Regions from separate parts of the Homo sapiens genome. Here regions 1, 3 and 4 are each linked to region 2. A link is a contact called in ENCODE Hi-C or POLR2A ChIA-PET data. All regions are on one chromosome and are shown on one strand. The core of a region is the stretch at or near the end of the contact, and the rest is flanking DNA. Distances in the headings are between cores, read along the strand shown.

Evidence for each region. Hi-C counts contacts between places; a loop is a spot of excess contacts on that map. ChIA-PET counts read pairs that join two places held with the same protein, here RNA polymerase II (POLR2A). Pooled maps may share reads with other maps.
Region 1: a pooled map shows a loop between it and region 2 (4-fold over the local background). The contact joins the promoter of PRKD3-DT here to the promoter of HNRNPLL in region 2. A Hi-C loop is called at or near these places in 1 of 37 single-sample maps with no recorded cell type and 9 of 50 pooled maps. POLR2A ChIA-PET finds 5 or more read pairs at or near these places in 1 of 52 experiments (OCI-LY7).
Region 3: a loop to region 2 is called in a pooled map, with 8 times the contacts of the local background. The contact joins the promoter of EIF2AK2 here to the promoter of HNRNPLL in region 2. A Hi-C loop is called at or near these places in 5 of 50 pooled maps.
Region 4: a map with no recorded cell type shows a loop between it and region 2 (6-fold over the local background). The contact joins the enhancer-like site here to the promoter of HNRNPLL in region 2. A Hi-C loop is called at or near these places in 6 of 37 single-sample maps with no recorded cell type and 5 of 50 pooled maps.

What each region holds. Positions count from the first base shown.
Region 1 is chr2:37,323,238-37,327,625 of GRCh38, reverse strand. PRKD3-DT (PRKD3 divergent transcript) reads right to left here and starts at 2,545. Exons shown (of 2, transcript NR_183394.1): 1 at 2,104-2,545; 2 at 862-1,149. PRKD3 (protein kinase D3) reads left to right here and starts at 2,793. Exons shown (of 19, transcript NM_005813.6): 1 at 2,793-2,945. RefSeq lists a silencer at 2,433-3,062 and an enhancer at 3,703-3,782.
Region 2 is chr2:38,599,736-38,604,298 of GRCh38, reverse strand. It overlaps HNRNPLL (heterogeneous nuclear ribonucleoprotein L like), which reads left to right and starts at 1,371. Exons shown (of 13, transcript NM_138394.4): 1 at 1,371-1,861. The coding sequence starts at 1,673. RefSeq lists silencers at 1,192-1,261, 1,482-1,531, 1,552-1,651.
Region 3 is chr2:37,153,988-37,158,909 of GRCh38, reverse strand. EIF2AK2 (eukaryotic translation initiation factor 2 alpha kinase 2) reads left to right here and starts at 1,930. Exons shown (of 17, transcript NM_001135651.3): 1 at 1,930-2,002. RefSeq lists silencers at 1,631-1,820, 2,021-2,140 and an enhancer at 1,871-2,000.
Region 4 is chr2:37,387,190-37,392,108 of GRCh38, reverse strand. No RefSeq gene overlaps it. Among named protein-coding and RNA genes, the nearest start is that of QPCT, 45 kb to the right of the region's middle. RefSeq lists an enhancer at 1,816-2,005. Within about 2 kb of position 1,533, at least 15 of the 41 ENCODE cell types and tissues checked have a DNase peak (open chromatin) inside an H3K27ac peak, as active enhancers do.

The sequences.
Region 1 (4,388 bases), core at 1,296-3,795, 1.3 Mb after region 2:
TGAGATATGGACTAGGATAACGGCAGTGGAAACTGAGACAGGACATTTTGAGAACTATATCATCACGTATGTCTCTGCTGATAAAGAAATAGATCCTAAAGCATTTTCTCCCATAACTATTTTACTAACTCTATATTGATACCCAAATGCTTTATTGAATTTTTCAGCTGTGTTTCAAGGTCATGGAAAAAGACACAATCACAAAATAATTTTCCAGTGACCACATTCTATAAATTAAAACCAGCTGCAGTTTTAAAATGATGACAATTTCCTCTAGCTGGAAATTGTCATCAATTTCCCTAGTGAAAAAATTCACTGATTTAATCAACATTTATTGAGCACTGTGCTAAACGATGAATAAATAAAAATAAGGGCCATGCGCAGTGGCTCATGCCTGTAATCCCAGCACTTTGGGAGACTGCGGCGGGCAGATCATTTTTTCCCCCTGCATTTAGGTTTCTAAATCAGATGTCTCTGTTATCTCAAGTCACAAGAGTGTTGACTTTCTTTGCTTGCATTAGGTAACATATTTGAATGGCTATGTTGTGTGTCATTAAGTACAAGGAGCCCAATAATGCGGGACAAGCTCTCCAACTGCAGCCATAGAAGAGCAATATTGTAAGCTCGTTTTCATAAAACACCAGCAAGAAGAAAAATCCTTTCCATTTTGAGCATTCAGATTATATTTTCTCTCAAGGATTAAAACATTTCACATGGCAATACACTTATTTATTAAATTCAATCTTTATCTCTGTAATGCTCAGGAATGGAACACCTTGAGGAAACTGTAGTTCATGTTAAGCAAAAAATTAGATACAAAGATAGTTCTTTGATCAAATGTGCTGAAAGATTTACCCAAAGTGGAGGAGACCGCTTTATTTTTAAAAAGAGAAGCAGAACAGTGGAAATAAAATGAAATATATACATTACATATCTCTGTTTTCACACATGCACACAAATACTTAAATCTCTGTATAACAGCAGTTTGAATCGTCTGGAAAAGTTACTTCTAGGAAGAGTAACTTCTGTCACTTTAAGTACTACAGCAGAAAATGGAAGTTAATAGTGAGATAAGACTGGCTGTAAACTGCTCCAATGAGGTCCTGGGAATCTTGCTCAGAGGCAAAATTTGGGGCTGGACTAAAACGTCTGTTGGGAAGTGAAAGGAAGAAAAGGGCAAAGTTAAGCAAGAGAGTCCTTTAAAAAGAAGGCAAACTTGAGTAAATCTACTTTCAATTTTAAAGTAAAAGAATAGCTGAATAGGACTCTAATAACAAAAATATAGTAAGATTGAATTAGATACTGCTGGATGTAAGACATTTAGCAACTTCCAATTCCTGAGAATGTTTCAGAAATCTTTTTTTAAATAGATTTTTAAATAAAGTAATCAAGGTTTTACACAATCTTACCTGCCTTATGTTTAATATAAATTATCTTAATATTTTCATTTCTTAACTTTAAATCCGAGGACATCCATTAAGAGTGATGATTTTGTATCAAAAGTAGGGGCTAATTTATGTTTATTTTTCTTTCTATTCTTGAAAACTGCCCTCTTGGCTGGGCGCGGTGTCTCACGCCTGTAATCCCAACGATTTGGAGGGCCGAGGCGGGCGGATCTCTTGAGGTCAGGAGACCAGCCTGGGTAACACAGCAAGAGACCTCGTCTCTACAAAAACTAACTTAAAAGTTAGTGGGGCGTGGTGGCACACGCCTGTAGTCCCAGCTGCTTGGGAGGCTGACGCAGGATAATCACTTGAGCCCAGCAGCTCCAGGCTGCAGTGAGCTATGATCGTGTCACTGCACTTCAGCCTGGATGACAGAGTAAAACCTTTTCTAGAGAGAAAGAAGAAAGAGAGAAAGGGGAAAAGAAAGAAAAAGAGAGAAGAAAGAAAACTGCCCTCTTGATTGTAGTCCCTCTGATTGTTTCAATATATTTAAGTACTTTTGGGATAAAATGTTGACATAAGGAGAATCATGTGGCTTCTGTGACAATGCCTGTCAGCTTCTCAGGCCTTTCTCTCACATAAGACATCGAAAATTTATGCACAGTGTATTTTCCCTCTAGATCCTTATGCTGCTGACTCCCACTCCCGCCCCACTCACCCGACACGGTCATACTTTGTTTTGGAGCAAAACAAATGTTAACATTGTGTTTCCAGACACCTGGAAGCCCAGGTTTGGTGATTCTGGACTGCACTCCACTTTGGTGGTAGGGTCACATTCGCGTTTAAAGGCCGACGGGGAGGAAACACCGAGCACCGGGAAAACCCCTGCAGTCACCGGAACGTCGGGCTTGGGACGTGCCGGTTTGGGCGCCGAGCTGCGGTGCCGGCGGCCACCCCGGGGGCAGGCAGCAGGGAGGAGCATGCGGGAGGGCTGTGACATCTCAGGGTGGAAGCAGCTCTCTGCTCTGGACGCCTTACAAGTCCCCCGTTCCAACTATCACCTCTGGCCCATTGTCGCCACCGCCTCCCTCAAGAGTGCACGGCAGTAGAGGAAAAGACAGTACCGTCGGCAACAGCGCGATCAAGTACCGCGTGTAACTGATAGACACGCTCGCGACTCCCGCGGCGCCCCTGCCCCGTGCCCCCGCGCTCACGAAGACGCCCGGAACTCGAGGGTGCGGAGCCAGCCCGACTGTACCCGGCGCTCCCGGCGCCCCTTCGCGGGGCAGAGACAACCCCGACCTCCCGCCGCGGCCACCTCCCGGCGGGCGCGGGCCGAGGAACTACAGCTCCCGGCAGGCCCCGCGCTGGCCGCGCGCCCCCGCCCCCCGCGCGCCCCGGCCCCCCGCCCTCCGGCCCCAGGACGGGACGGGGAGGGAGGGAGGAAGGGGCGCCGGAGGCGGGCGGGATCCTGCGAGGCGCGTGAAGCCTCGCTGGCGCCTCGTCCGGTACTCAGACGCTGGCGGGCGCAGTTTCTCACGACGGGCCGAGCCTGCCACTGTAAGTAGTCGCCTCGGGGAGCGCTGAACAGACACCGAAAAAGTTCGCGCCGCCGCCGCCGCCGCTTTGTTCTCCCGGCCCGTCGGGCTGAGGCGGCGGCGGCCCCTCCCCCATCCCCCAAACCCCCAACCCCCCAACTGCACGCGGCGGCGGCGGCGACAGGACTCGGACCCCGCGCCGGGCTGGGCGGTGTCAGCCGCGCTGGGCGGGAAGTTGGGGGAGCGCGCGGCGGGAGGTGGGCGGCTGAGGGGGAGCGGGGGCGCCGCCGCAGCCGCCAGAGGGGCCAAGTTCCGGCGTCCGCGCGGAGGGCAACTTGGGTTCGCGCTCCGCTGGAGACCACCGCGCCCGGCCCATCGGAGGCGATCCGTTCCCGGGTCTCCCAAACTAGTTCCCGAAGCCAGACCCGCGGCGCTCGCAGTGCCGAATTTTGGACCAGCTTTTTCGTTTCATTTCCTCACTTTGCGTTGTAGTCGTCTCAAAGGGGTGAGTAAATGGTGCTTGGAGAATGTAAGCCCCTCGCCCCAGTATCCCGACTGCGTTTGGATTTGCTAGTTGCAGCATTGTTCCGAGTTGCTCCCTCCTGGGAGGTTTTCCTTAAGCTGAAACACTGAGGAGTGCCACTGTTTCTTTGAGCAGTGAAAATAACCATATACTACTGTATTGCCGGTTGGGTATTTTATTTCAGGTGAACGCAGTCAGAGGCATAGGCCTTGCCGTCTGCAGGCACACATACGATTCAAGCGACAAGTGTGTGCGCGCGACCTGCCGACTTTTCCACACACAGATTGATGGCATGGACGTAACTGTGTCTTCAATCACACCCATCCCCACAGGAAATAAGACTATCGGTGTCATCTTTGATTAGGAAGGATAAGTTACACCCTGAACTGCTGCTTGGTGCGACACAGCTTTTATGAGACATAGCCACAAATGGAACAAGAACTTTTAAATGCCTTAATTTGTATCCTAGAAAATGTTATTTTATTCCTCTGAAACTTTTTTTTTACCCTTCTACTTAATGTCGTCGTTCTTACATTTTTAGCGATTTTCATTTTCCTTAGCTTTGCTGCAGAAGGCGTCCATAAAGTTCCCCCGACTGAGATCTAGGCCAGTTTTTCCTTGTCAACGAACCCTTGCTTCCTTCCCTGTTAGATTCCGAGTTAAGATCAAGCATGGACATTCAGCCAAGAAGTTAGAAGATTTTCTAAAAGTAGGATTTGAAACGTGTCACACAGAAACCGTGGAAGGTTTTTCTTCAGTAGGTAGTAATACAGTTGTGGTGGGCCTGAGTGCATGAGCTTGGAGTACTCCTTGACGAGCCAGGTTCCATCCTCGGTTCTATAATTTAGTATATAGCATTTCACATTTCAGGGTGACTCAGGTTCTGTAATTTAGTATATAGCGTTTCACATTAAGAATGTTGACTGATGTGTATCTTAAAAC
Region 2 (4,563 bases), core at 122-2,621:
GAGGAGGAAATAACTTTGGAGAGAACTAGGCTGGAGGAGGAAGCAATCTACACTCTTAGGAAAGGAAGAGCCACATCTAGGAAAGCATCCGAGGGACAAGGACAACAGAAACACAAGAGGCTCTTGATCTCAGGCAGTCCTCCAAGAGGCACCTGACAGAGGGCAGTTAGGTTGCCTTGATTTGCCAGTTTCTGTCCTGAAAGATACACTGGACCTTTATTTCCCAAGGACTACTCATTCAGCATTGTTGAGCACCTAAATTGTGCTGGAGATCGCACAGGAACTGGGCTTGCGAAAATGAAAATTGCACACAGTTCCTGTCTTCAGGCGCTCACAGAGTTTTTAAAACAGAACATCTTAAGAGGGAGTTATAAGGGGCCCTGTTGCAAAAAGAGAGCAGCAACTAAAATCTTGGAAAAGCCCTCAGGACACCACAGAGGAAGCAAGCTGTGATCACAGAACTTTGAAAGGCTTTTGTATCTTTCGACAATAAATGATCAAGTGAAGTAAATACATTGTCCAGAAGAGAAAGAATTGGGATGGAGGATGAGATTTTATATGGAAGGATTAAAACATATTTAACTGGAGCAGGGACTTACAGGGACAGGCAAGTCAGTAAAGGGCCCAGGTTACAAACGAGTTATAACCGATCAGACCGACGAGCGCCCGCGTGCAGCGCCTCCTGCCGACGCGCGCCTCGCAGCCTTCAGTCAATGCTGACAGCTGTTCTCCAACACCCAGCTAGGGGCGGGAGGGTCCGCCCACTTCTACCAGATTTTGCACACAAAACAGTGGAAAGACCATTCTCATGGCTCCAAGCCGTTTTCTCCCTTCATCGCCTGCAATTTTAGGGCTTTTCGGGGGGTATGACTGCAGGGATTTTAGAGGTTTTTTTCCTCATTCTCTTTTTAAGAGGTGATAAAAAGCATTTAAATTAGCGGCAGGGCGGTTAACACCCGCAGCCCTAGCCTCTCCGCACTTCTCGTCGCTCGTCCGTGTTCACTCCACGCCTGGCCTCGGGTAGGAGCCGCATAGCGCCAACGGTTGCGGGTCGCAACTACTCCCAGGCGGCGCGCCTTGCGCGCCGGGCCTCCCAGGACCGCGGCGAGTTCAGAAGGCGCGGGGAGAGAAGTGAGGTCGAGCAGCGGGCGGCTTTTGACGAACGGCCCTCACAGCCAATGGGAAGCCCGGTCGACTTTCCCGCCCCTGCCAATAGGGAGCAGAACCCGGGCCGGGGGGGGCGCTTCCCGCAGGCTGCGGCTGGATTCGATCCTGCGCGACGGCCGCGAAGGCGGGGGCGGAGGCTCGGCCTGCGCGGCTGGGAGCGGCTTAGGGGAGGAGGGAAGACCGGAAGCCACGGTTGCGTCCCCATCCTTAGATTCGCTCCTCCGGGCAGGGAGCGGAGACGGAGGAGGAGGAGGGAGAGGCTGAATGTTGGCTCGGTAATTGAGAGGAGCGGCCGCTCCAGAGCTTCCTCCCGGGGCGCCCCCCTCAGTCCGTCCGCGCTTCTCAGCCGCCAGTCTCCTGGCCGCGCAGTCCCCGCGGACGGCCGGGCCGCGGAGACCCTCGCAGAAGAGGCGCTGCCGGCGGCGAGGACTGGCCGGCGGCATCCGAGGCGCGCGCCCCACCGCCACCCCCACCCGCCTGCCAGCCGGTCCCTCCGGCCGCCGCCATGTCCTCCTCCTCTTCCTCCCCCAGGGAGACGTACGAGGAGGACCGGGAGTACGAGAGCCAGGCCAAGCGTCTCAAGACCGAGGAGGGGGAGATCGACTACTCGGCCGAGGAAGGCGAGAACCGCCGGGAAGCGACGCCCCGGGGCGGGGGCGATGGCGGCGGCGGCGGCCGGAGCTTCTCTCAGCCGGTAACAAAGCGCGGCCCCCCTGTCCGCTGTGCCTGGCTGCTCCCCGGGAAGCAGGGCCTCGGTGCGGGGCCTCCCGCTTGCTTCAGTTAGCCTTTTCCGCTGCGCCGACCCGTTTGGGGAAGCGCCCACTCTTCTCTTTGGGGCTCGTATTCTGGCCTCTACCTGTTTCCCGCATCCCGACTGCGAACCCGGCGCCGTCCTGGCCGCAGGCCCCGCAGCGAGTCCACTGCCGGGCCCTGAACTTGGGGAGGGTCGCGGCGCGGCGGCGGCGGCGGGGAGGCGTCGCTTCCGCTCTGGGGGGTTTCGCGGCTCGGGGAGCTCTTTGTTAGTTTAACTCCTCGGGCTCGGGGCCAGCGTCGGGACCACCGGTTCTCTTCAGTCCCTCTGCCCGCAGCAGCCGCGCGTTGGTCACCATCCCGGGATGGTTGCGTCGGTTCTACCGGGAGCTCTCTCCGCCTCGGTCCTATGGAGACCCGTAATTAAATAACAGATTATGCCTTGGCGTTCACATGCTAGTTCCCTTGAAGGTTTAATTTAAAAAATTTTAAAATTAAACTCTTTATAAGCATGGCGTGCATCCTTTGCTCTACCCAATTTTGTGGATTACTCAGTACACTTTTTACCTCTTCGGTTACAACACTTCAACAGAAGTGTTGGCAGCTGTTGGTACACCCCTACCTTCAAGTAAAACAAATCTTAAAATTACTAAAGTTTTTCATTGGTAATTTATTCCACATTTGCCCCATGAAAGGATGAAGTGAGCTCAGGGTTGCATTAAACACACATTCCTAGAGCCAGGTCTTTCTCTTACCAGAAATGTTAGGGGGAGGCAGAAGGAATGTGATCATTTTGTCCACAGCAAGTAGTTAGCTTCAGTTGGATGGAGACTTTAAGGAAACAAAGCGGAGCAAACGTTATTGCCCTTTTTTGGTGCACTTAAGCGGTTTTAATGACTTAGATGTTATTTAAACATTTAACACATGAATTGTGATTAATTCTGCAAACTTTAACAGAATTACGAAACTGTACACATATATCCTACTATTAGGTTAAAAGGGTTTTTACCTTACCTTTTAAAAATAAGACGCACATTAGAAGCCCTTTATAGCCGTTTGAATTTTTAAATAATAAAAAAAAAGGCTGGTCAGTCACCCAGCGTTGCAGTTTCCAGTTACCAGGATGTGAGAGCAAACTTTGCAACACATTTAAAAAAGGAACTTTTTCTCTCAGTCTTGTTACGGTGTTAGCTATTACTTTAGATTTTTGTGCCGAGCTATTTGAAATATTCAAAATGTAACTTGGAAGTGTGAATAAAGGAAATGGTTTTTTCTTAGGAAGTTTCAGTTCAAAGCCAACTCTGTTGTGGAAATTGGAAACAGGAATATTATAACTGATATTTCGATGTATTCGATCAGTGTACCTCGTTGCTAGAAATCTTGCTTGGGTTTTTGTGCAGCATCATGAAATGTCTTCAGGCATTTTGGAAAGATACTTAAATCAGATTATAAAAATTTGTTTTTGAAAACAGATAAAGCATTAAATCAATAGTATTATTTTGGATGTTGGGAAGAAAATAACATATAATTAATGTATCCAAAGCGAAATGTGTGGAGCGGTGGAAATGGCACTGAGTAGGGCTTGGGGGTGGTCAAGAGTCTAGGCTTAGCATACAATTTTTTTTTTTTTTTGAGAGGATCTCACTCTATGGCCCGGGGCTGGAGTGCAGCAGCTCTGGAGTGCAGCAGCTCGTGATCACGGCTCACTGCAGCCTTGATCTCCCTGTCTCAAGCGATCCTCCTACCTCAGCCTCCCGGGTTGCTGGGACTGGAAGCCTGCATCACCACGCCGGGCCAATTTTTTTTTTCTGTGTTTTGTAGAGAAGGGGTTTCACCATATTGCCAAAGCTAGTCTCTTAACTCCTGGGCTCAAGAGATCCACCTGAGTTGGCCTCCCAAAGTGCTGGGATTACAGCCGTGAGCCACCGCACCTGGTCTTAGCATACAATTTGTGTGAGTCTGAGAAAGTCAGTTTACTACTCTGAGTTCTCTTAGTCTGTAAAATATGAAGGTTGAAACACATGCCTTTTTTAACCGAAGCTATAGTTAAGTGATTAACGTAATGCTAATGCTGCTTTTAAGTTACCCCGGCGGGAACTGATATAAGCAGATTGAGGTATAAATTTTAATTTTTTTGTTTATCTTACTGCTGATATGTTTCCTAGGAAAGGGTGAATTGTTTTCATTTAACAGTAAAACCATCATTGTACTATGAAATCTAATGAAGCCTTGTTTATCTTGTTTTTAAATATTTTTCATGTAATTTTTGGTACTATTTTGAAATCATGGCAACTATGGAAACCTGTACATAATAAAATTCTATTATTAGGATAGACGTTCCCCGGATAGAAGTTTACTGTCTTGTGCTTCTTCGTTCACATGTTTGGTAATTCATTGTAACCGAAAAGGGTTTTGCACAACTTCAGTGGTCCTTCAGCCCAGAGAAGAAATACCTTTGTGGTCAGACTGTTAAAGTAAATGCAGGTTAGGTACAATGATGGCATTCTTTTCAACTCTAGTTGGAAGTTTGTAAAGTGCAAAGTAAGCCTTTGAAGATTTACATTGCTTGGTTTTTTATGATTAACCTTGAGTGCTTTGATAATATATTGACTACATTTAAAGAGGAAAGTGAGTATTTAAGAAAAA
Region 3 (4,922 bases), core at 681-3,180, 1.4 Mb after region 2:
TGTGCCACTGCACTCCAGCCTCGGCAACACAGCAAGACTCTGTCTCAAAACAATTATATTGTAATTCTGGTGCCTGCAGCACCAAGCTTTGCAGCTGAGAGCCCAGACAGTAGGGAATTGGGCTCCTCAGGGAGTCCAATATGCTCACACTTTACCCATTCCAAGAGGTTCACCCATATCATATCATTCCCCTGGACCTCATCACCAACCCTCTGATATCATTCCTTCCAAATCTTTCCCCAGCAGAGAAGGCAGATTTTTACATCACCCCTGAGGCTCCCTGAAATAGGAGGGTTTTCTGGTACAGTCATAAAAGCGTGTGTCCTCTGATCATGCTTAAGCTTGCCATTTTTCATTCTTTAAGCTCTCTTGGGCAGTTCAGGGGCTCAAAAAGTCAGAAAAACTTGTCCTTGCTACTGCCATTGCTGCTGCCACAGCCATCCCACACCCACAAAGCTGACAAATGGACACACAGCACTGTCAGAGTTTTCTTGTCACCTGGAAATGCCACAAAAAGATGGCTCTGCCTCATGTCTACCTTCTAAACCTCCCGCCAGTGCTTTACATATAGGGGACTTAAGCTATGCCCAGGACCAGAGCTACAAGGAAAGTGTAGATTTTAGTTGTTGATACCCTGCAATGTGGGGTTGTTGGGGGATGGAGAAGGGAGGCTGGAGAGGATGCCTGCCTAGGTGTAATTTTTTTTTTTTTTTTTTGAATTGGAGTCCCACTCTGTCACCCAGGCTGGAGTGTAGTGGCATGATCTCAGCTCACTACAATCTCTGCCTCCCAGGTTCAAGCAATTCTCCCTGCCTCAGCCTCTGGAGTAGCTGGGATTACAGGTGCCTGCCACCACGCCCAGCTAATTTTTGTGTTTTTTAGTAGAGACGGGGTTTTGCCATGTTGGCCAGGCTGGTCCTGAACTCCTGACCTCAGGTGATCCGCCCGTCTCAGCCTCCCAAATTTCTGGGATTACAGGCATGAGCCACCGCGCCGGCCTAGGCATAATATTTAATGTATATTTGAGGTCTGTCTTTGGACCACCTTCCTCTCTTATCCCAGCTAAGATACTGAGAGTACAAACTCCTGGTTATAATTCTAACTCCGCTGCTTACTACCTGTGTTAATCCAAATTCTCTGTGCCTCAATACTCATTAGTCACTGTGCCAATGAACTCTGGAACTCTGTGTGACTCTGGGAGTGTGTCGCAGTCCATCAGGTGAGTAGAATTTCTATAAATCGAGGACTACTGGTGTTGGACTATGGTAGGAAGCTCCCTGGGGTACTGTAGGAAGCAGGTGTCTCTATTTAGCAGCAGGACTGGCCCACAGGTGCTTTTACAGCGGCTGGCAAGTGTCTGCTCATGAATGAATGGATGGGTGGGAGCGGAGTGAAGGAGATTACGCCCCCAGGCCTCTGATCCCCAGGCTTGTAAAGGTGAGGGGGCCGCGGTGTGGCAAGAGGGAAAGAGTGCTTTGGTGTTTACAGGCCCCGACTTGAACTGAATCCTGGCTTTGCCACTTACGAGCGGCAGGACCCCTGGGTGAGTTCATTTACTCAGTTTCCTCTATTGTAGAATGGAGCTGGTAAGATCCATCTTCCCAACCCCACCCCAAATATTTGTGTTGAGAGTAAGTGGAACCCTTGATTCGAGAACCTAGTGCGGCCAGCGGACTAGGCCAGCGGAGAACCCTAGGAGCCCCGGGGGCGGGGGATGGGGGTGCAGGGTCCTGGCCGTGCAGGGGCAGCACGTGGGTGCCAAGCCCGCCTGCCGGTGCCAAGCCCGCCCGCCGGTGCCAAGCCCGCCCGCCAGTGCCTCTCGCGCGCACTCTGGATCCAGCGCCAATTTACCCCAATCCCGTAGCAGACGAGGGCTTGTGCGAGAGGGGGCCGGGCGGCTGCAGGGAAGGCGGAGTCCAAGGGGAAAACGAAACTGAGAACCAGCTCTCCCGAAGCCGCGGGTCTCCGGCCGGCGGCGGCGGCGGCGGCGGCGGCGGCGCAGGTGAGCAGGGCAGGGGGCAGCCGAGGGAGCGCGGGGAGCGGGGGCCGGGGGGCCACGTACGAGGGGCTGCAGGCCCAGCCGGGGCGGGACTCGCCAATCCTGCGTCCCCAGCTCAGGACGCGGACGCTGATCCGAAGCCCCTGGCCCCGGCTGGGTCAGCACTGGGAGAGCAGGCCCAGGTCCGCAGCCCGGGTGTGGGGCCCTCCCCAAATCCAGGGAAAGGATCGTGGAGCGGGGTGGGGACTGAAAGCCATTTCCTTCCCGTGAAGAATTTTTATCAGTGCAAGTAACAAATATTTCCCAGGCAGCAGTTGTGGGGCGGGGTCTAGTGGAAGACGAATAGGCCTAGTGGCTTGACACATGGAAAATACGGAGGCCTGAAATACTCATAGACTGGCTGAACAATCTTTGGCTAAAAATCTCTTCCGTGGAGAGTTGCAGTAGTTTCCCAATTGCCTGGCCGCAGTTCCTGTTCCCACTCCGTATCCTCACCCCTGAACCTCCACCCCCTACCTCTTCTCCACACCTCAGCATCTGGAATGTTCCTTTAAGTAAGAACCAGACTCTCCCCTGCTCCGACCTTCCCCGTAGCTTTCCTGTCTCATCAGAATCCTATAAACATTTATTAAGGCTCACAGGCAAGGCCCCTCGCACCCCCTACTCCGGCCACGCTGGCTTCCTTGCTGTTCCTGGTGCACAGCCAAGCATCCTCCAGCCTCTAGGCCTTTGCACTGCTTGTTTCTTCTTTCTGGAAAGCTTCTTCCCCAGATAACTGCATGGGGAAATCCCTCCCTTATCCTGCACTGCTTCCCATGCCAGCTTATCAGAGCAGCCTTCCTCAAACAACCTGCCTATACAAGAAACCCCGCTCTGCCCTTGCTGTTCCCCCTTCCACTACTTCGGTTGTCAACATAGTAGTTATCACCTGGTGACATTTTCTTTCTTTTCTTTTCTTTTTTTTTTTTTTTGAGACAGATTCTCACTCTGTCGCCAGGCTGGAATGCAGTGGCACGATCTGGGCTCACTGCAACCTCTGCCTCTCAGGTTCAAGCGATTTTCCTTCCTCAGCCTCCCAGGTAGCTGGGACTACAGGTGCCCGCCAGCACAGCCAACTAATTTTTTTATTTTTAGTAGAGACAGGGTTTCACCGTGTTGGCCAGGCTGTATGTAGTCTGCTGGAAAGGAAGTGGAGGCATAGCCAAAATAATTTCTGGGCATTAGTAAGATGGACAAATATTATTTTTTAGTGATTATGATGGAGGTTTCTTCCAGATGAGTGAATAAGATGTAGAATCTGCTCCCCAAAGAGCTCACTAATTAGTTTAAAAAGCAGTCAGGGCTGTGTTGAAGGTTGGGCAAGGTGGAGTGGCAAGCCCATACTAGCTGACCCTCCAGCATCAAAGAAGGCTGTGTTGATCCTGATAGATGAGTGGATATTGGTGGGTACAGAGAGAATGCAGATATTGCACTATAAATGTAGAGAAAAGCAGGTGACAAGTCCTGGATGGGGTATCTGGAGATATTTTGGTACTCACTCATTCATTATTGAGCCTGGTCCCTTACCTGTAGTAATTCATGCTCTATTTTGGAAAATAGTTAAATAAGCAATTTTAATAAAGGGGATGAGCACTGTGGAAGAGCCTGTGAAGGAGTGTCTGGGATTTTGAGCTGAAATCTGTAGGAAGTAGAAATTGACCAGGCCAAGACAGCAGAAGGAATAGAGTCAAGGGCATTTTAGGAGGGAGCAGGTTGGACAGAGGCAGTTGGGAGTTCAGGAGAGAGTCCATGGTGGAAGCGTGCTTTTGAGAACCATCATTGTGTCCGTGGAATTTAAAGCCACAAACCTGGAGGTGATCACCAGGGGAGTGAGTCCAAGTAGAAAAGAGCAAGTCTAAGGACCGGGCCCAGTGATGCTAGAATATCTAGAAAAGAGGAAGTTAGAACCATAGAAAAGGTTAAAAAAAAAAAAATAGAAGAAAAGAAGTTGAAGATGAACCAGGAAAGGAGACAGAAAAGGAGTAGCTTGTCAGAACAGAAGAAAACCAGGCCCAGGTGCCATGGCTCATGCCTGTAATCGCAGCACTTTGGGAGGCCAAGGTGGGTGGATCACCTGAGGTCAGGAGTTTGAGACCAGCCTGGCCAACATGGGGAAACCCCGTCTCTACTAAAAATATAAAAAATTAGCCGGGCGTGGTGGTGGGCGCCTGTAATCCCAGCTACTCGGAATGCTGAGGCAGGAGAATCGCTTGAACCCGGGAGGCAGAGGTTGCAGCGAGCCGAGATGCCACCATCACACTCCAGCCTGGGCAACAAGAGCGAAACTCTGTCTCAAAAGAAGAAAACTAGGAGAGTGGGTGTCTTAAAAGTCCAAGCTAAGACAGGGAGAGGAGGGCGAAGAGGATGCGCAACCCCATCAAATGCTGGTTGTAAGTCAAGTAGAGAAGGACTAAGAACTGACTACTGGATTTAGTGATAGGGAAGCCATTGGTAACCTCGACAAAAACAATTTCAGTGGCTTGTGGAGACTGCATGATTGAATTGATGTTTTTTTGTTTGTTTGTTTTGTTTTTGTTTTTTTTTTTGAGACGGAGTTTCGCTCTTGTTGCCCAGGCTGGAGTGCAATGGCACGATCTCAGCTCACCGCAACCTCCACCTCCTGGGTTCAAGCGATTCTCCTTCCTCAGCATCCCGAGTAGCTGGGATTACAGGCATGTGCCACCACCCCGGCTAATTTTGTATTTTTAGTAGAGATGGGGTTTCTCCATGTTGGTCAGGCTGGTCTTGAAGTCCCGACCTCAGGTGATCTGCCCGCCTTGGCCTCCCAAAGTGCTGGGATTACAGGTGTGAGCCACCGCGCCTGGCCACTGAATTGATGTTTTAAAAAGATCATGATGTGGCTGTATTAAAAAAGAAAACAGAT
Region 4 (4,919 bases), core at 284-2,783, 1.2 Mb after region 2:
TCGATACCAGCCTCGCCAACATGGCAAAACCCTGTCTCTACGAAGCATACAAAAATTAGCCGGGCTTGGTGGCACACCCCTGTAATCCCAACTACTAGGGAGGCTGAGACAGGAGAATTGCTTGAATCCAGGGAGCGGAGGTTGCAGTGAGCCGTGATTGCACCACTGCACTCCAGCCTGAGCAACAGAGCGAGATTATGTCTCAATAAAAAGAATGACTCCTATGTTTTGGGCTACAGGAAGGTTGGAGCTACTGCCATCCAACAATGTCTGAAGCAGATTTGTGGGGAGGAGACCAGGAGTTCAGTGGGAACTTGCTGAATCTGACCTTCAAGTAGAACTGTTCAGTAGGCCGTTGTACATACAAGTCTAGAAAACATTTGAGAGCTCCAGGAGTTGCCAACATATACATGGTATTTAAAGACTTGAAGCTGGATGAGGTCAACAATGGACTGAGATGGAGAAATGAAGAGGAACAAGAACTGAGTCTTAGAGCCTTTCAAACTTGACAAGTCTGAAGATGAAGAGGAATCAGCAAAAGACACTGGAAAATAGCCACCAGGGTGTTGGAGGAAAATCCCATACAATTCTAATTTCAGTGGGCACACAGGACAGAACATTCTATTCTCGAATCTTCTTTGGTTCCCTGAACCAATGTAAACAAATTCCATACTTCTGAGTGCTTTTTTCTTTATACCTGATGCCCAACCATTTCAAGCCCTCTCCCTGGGTTTCCTGTATAGCTCTGGTAACAGCCAGAGCCACAGCCGCGACATCATGAAAAGCTCAGATGGGCAGCCTCTTTCCTGCTTTGATACATCCCATGTCCAGAGGAAGAACTGTGGATCTAAACAGAACCCACAGATGGTGGCCTACCTAACACTATCAAAACACAGAAAGAATGAATGCTCAAACAAGCTCCCCGTCAGGGTGTTGTGCTGCTTTCAGGAGCCCAGCAGCATGTAGAAGATGATGTGCAGAACTCGAGGAAGAGGATAGATAGACTTGAGGACCCAGAGCATCCTACAACTTGAGACATGTAGCCCACTACCTCTATGAGGATCCTGCCCTATATCCTTGTGGACCATGTGCTGAAGTTGCCCTTAGGAGGAAGCAATGTCTAGGAATTAACTTCTGAGGTTCTGAGAACACAGAAATATCTTCAAAGCTTCATCTTTACAATTGGATTTACATACTGACTCATGTTTGAAATTCTGCCATTATCAGAGTTTAATCACTTGATTTTAAAATGTTTCTAATCAACTCTGCTGTTCCTTATTCTCAGCTCAAAATGGGAACATAGAGTTTGATAGAGAGGAACCGGGAGAAGAGAGAAGGCATGGGATGATGAGGAGGGAGAAAGTCCCCTCCACTTCTGCCTCACCTCCCAGGAAGGAAACTAGTCCATAACAGGGAGGCAGGAAATGTAACCTCCCACCTGGAGTTTCCCCTGTTGACAGATGGGGGAGGAAGTCATGGGGATGAGTCAGAAACTCTTTGAGGGAGGCTTTGCTTGAGAGCTGCCTATGCAAATTGTCTTGGGCTTCCTTTTCTGCCACAGAGGAAACAGACTAAACCTAAAGGCTTTGCTGGTACACAGAAGCCAAAAGGAGATCAAGTGTGACTATTCCGAGGTCAGGTTTCTCGCTCGATGCCTGAAGGAGGTTCAACACCCCCTCCTTCCTCTGCCTACTCCTTCTGGCCTTCTGCCCTCCACCCAATTCTCTGTCTCACCCACAAATCCTACCCAATGCAGAAAAGTACTCCATACTGTGGTTCTTCATTTCTCTTTATTTCATAACCATATTTCTCATCTCTCTTCCCTGGGACTTCCTCAAATGTCCTTCTTTTGAAGGAGAGAGATGAGGAGGAGGCAAGAGGCATACCTAGGGAATTCCCTGGAGTTCAACTGAAACTTGTTGCAGTTCTGTTTCTAAGTCACCATTTCCCTGAGGGCAGCACTTTCAGAACCTACTGGCAACTGAAGTCTAGATCCCCACTCTGAAGCTCAGAGCCTCCCTTTGGCGGGCCTTGGGAAAGGAGGACAGGCACAGACAGCTTACACCCAGCATCTGGCTCCTGGCTGTGAGCTTGGATCTCTCCCTGCATCTGTTCCCTCGGTGCCTAATTCCAGCCCTGTGGGTAGATTTGGTCTTCAATAGCTGTCTGGTGCTTCAAGCTTTGTTTGTCTAGCTAGAAGCTTCAATTCTTGGTTTTTTGTTTTTTTTTTTTACTTCAAATAACCAGGTACTCCATAATACTTGGAGTGTTCATCTGAAAACTCAAAATGAGTCACTTCGATTTGAAACAGAGATACAGGATTAGCATAATAGAGTGAAAAGGCATGAGACTGGGTGCAAATCCCAAAACCTGACTTCTGGCCCAATCTTCATTATTGTATAAACTTGAACAAGTTGCTAAAGCTCTCTGTATCTGAGTTTGCCCCATCTCCTCCAGGATGAAGCAGGGCAGGCCTTGAATGAGGACAGGGGCCCTGAGAGCTGGAGCTGGGAGGTGTAGATGCTCATGGCAGCCAGTAGAGCCAAGAGGCAGAGGGCAAACCAGGTTCTTAGAGAACACAAAAGGCCCAGACCAAGGATACCAAATCTCTCACCACAATCAAGAGTAAAAGCCAGGAGATACACTGTTACATTTTATATAGGGTAGTTGGAGAAGGCCTGTGATAAAGGGACATTTGAGGCAAGTCCTGAAGCCAGAGAAATAGAAGCTGGATCAGTTCTTGAATATTTGTTTAATCACCAAGTATGTATTAAACCTCTGACACACACAAATATCTCCAAGTTGCTGGGAATACAATGATGAAAAACATAGACATAGTCCTTGCCCTCATGAAACCTACAATTTGATCATGAAAACAGGCTGCCCCCCACCCATAGTAAAACAATATTGTAATGACAAGTTGTGATAAGAAAAAAGAAAGAAATGAGTAGAGTGCTGAGATAGAAATATACAGGGAAGGACCTATTCTGGATAAGAGGATGTGAGGAACAGCCTCTGTGAGAAGGCCAAGAAAGAGACAGCAATGTAAATCGGGACTAAAGGAGAATCCCATGTGGAGGATAAGGATGTCCAGAAGCCTCCCTATGGCAGGGGACTGCTTAGTAAGTTCAAGGAACAAAAGAGGGCAATGGCATTTTAGGCCAGAGAGGGAGGGAAAGAGTGGTAGAATGTTGAGTTTCTGGGCCAGGCACGGTGGCTCACGCCTAGAATCCCAGCACTCTGGGAGGCTGAAGCAGGTGGATCACCTGAGGTCAGGAGTTTGAGACCAGCCTGCCCAACATGGTGAAACCCTGTCTCTACAAAAAATACAAAAAAAAAAATTAGCCCGGCATGATGTTGGGCGCCTGTAATCCCAGCTATTCAGGAGGCTGAGACAGGAGAATTGCTTGAACCCAGGTGGTGGAGGTTGAAGTGAGCCGAGATTGCACCACTGCACTCCAGCCTGGGCAACAGAGTGAGACTCTGTCTCAAAAAAAAAAAAAAAAAAAAAGATTGTTGAGTTTCTGAGTGGGGAGGGCCTTGTAGGCCATAGTAAGCCATAGTTAAGGAGTTCATATTAATTCTCAGTGCAGTGAAAAACCATCACAGGGTTTTATGCAGCATAGCAATGAGACCTGATTAATGTGTTTAAAACATTTCTCTGACTGTTGCATGAAGTCTAGAATGAAGCAGGGTGGAATGCTGCAGGGAGTCCAATTGGGAGGCTGTTGCATATCACAGGTGAGAGAGGAGGAAGCAGAAGCAAGATCAAGAGCAGATTCAAAGCAAGAGGTACCAAAGGATTGCCACAGATGAGTGGGACTTACCAGGTGACTTACAAGTGAACCATCCTGGCTTCAGTGAATCATCCTGGCTTAAGGTCCAGGATTAGGAAAGACAAGTTTCCTCATCATGAAGTTCATTCAACAAGTATTTAACATGCATCTACCATGTTCCAAGTACTAGGCCGGTCATTGAGGATACAGCAGTAAACGAAACAAACTCCCTACTCTTCTTCTGGGCTCACATTCTAGAGAGGAGAGAGAGATAACACACAAATAAACAGATAACAGTCCCCTAGAAATCAGAGCCTGAAACAAAAGCTCATGGCTTAGACTTTATGAGAGAAGGTGCAATTTAGGGGGAGTAAAAGTGAAGGAAAGTAGGAAGTGAGACAGGAAAGGAAGAATGGCAAATACAAGGGATGTGTTACCAAGATGGCCAGCTTTGCCACAAATACAGCTTGTTTCTCCATCTCCATCTCTTCCAGAGAGGTCAAATAAAATCACTGCATGTCAAAACAATCCACTGGAGGGAGGAAGGGTAAGCAATTAACCCTCGGTCTCTTCCTATCTCCTGCTTTCCATTGATTTGTCTACTGTGCAGGACATTAACTGTATGTATTTCTGGGTTGTGTCACTGGCCCCCAGGGCAGCTGCTGGGGAAGCCAGAGCTTCCCTGGATTCAGTTGAGTCAGACCTCAGTGTTGCAGCTGCTGCAGCTCCTACCAAACATAAGTCTAACCCTCATCTCTGGGGAAAGAAGAAGCAATGTGTAGCGTTAGGGGATGAAGTGATTGATGGTGGTGGCTTTACAGCGTAAGTTGTCACTAAGACCTCTCCAGGATGGAAAATGGGCAAGTCCAGGGGACAGGATGAAGGGGATCAGGGAAGGCCCCTCCAATTAAGTATTAGTTGAGCAAAACCTCAGATGAAATGTGGGCACATCCGACGCAAATATCTAGGGGAAAGCATTCCAGGCAGAGGAGCAAGCACATAGAAAGGCAGTGATTCAGGACTGTGCTCAGCTTGTTTGGGAAAAGCCAGGAGGCCAGTGTGGCCAGGAGAGGTGATGTAGGAAGAGAGCCATAGGAGGAGGGACCAGAAAGATGGAGGAGCCTGGTCATATGGAACCTTGTC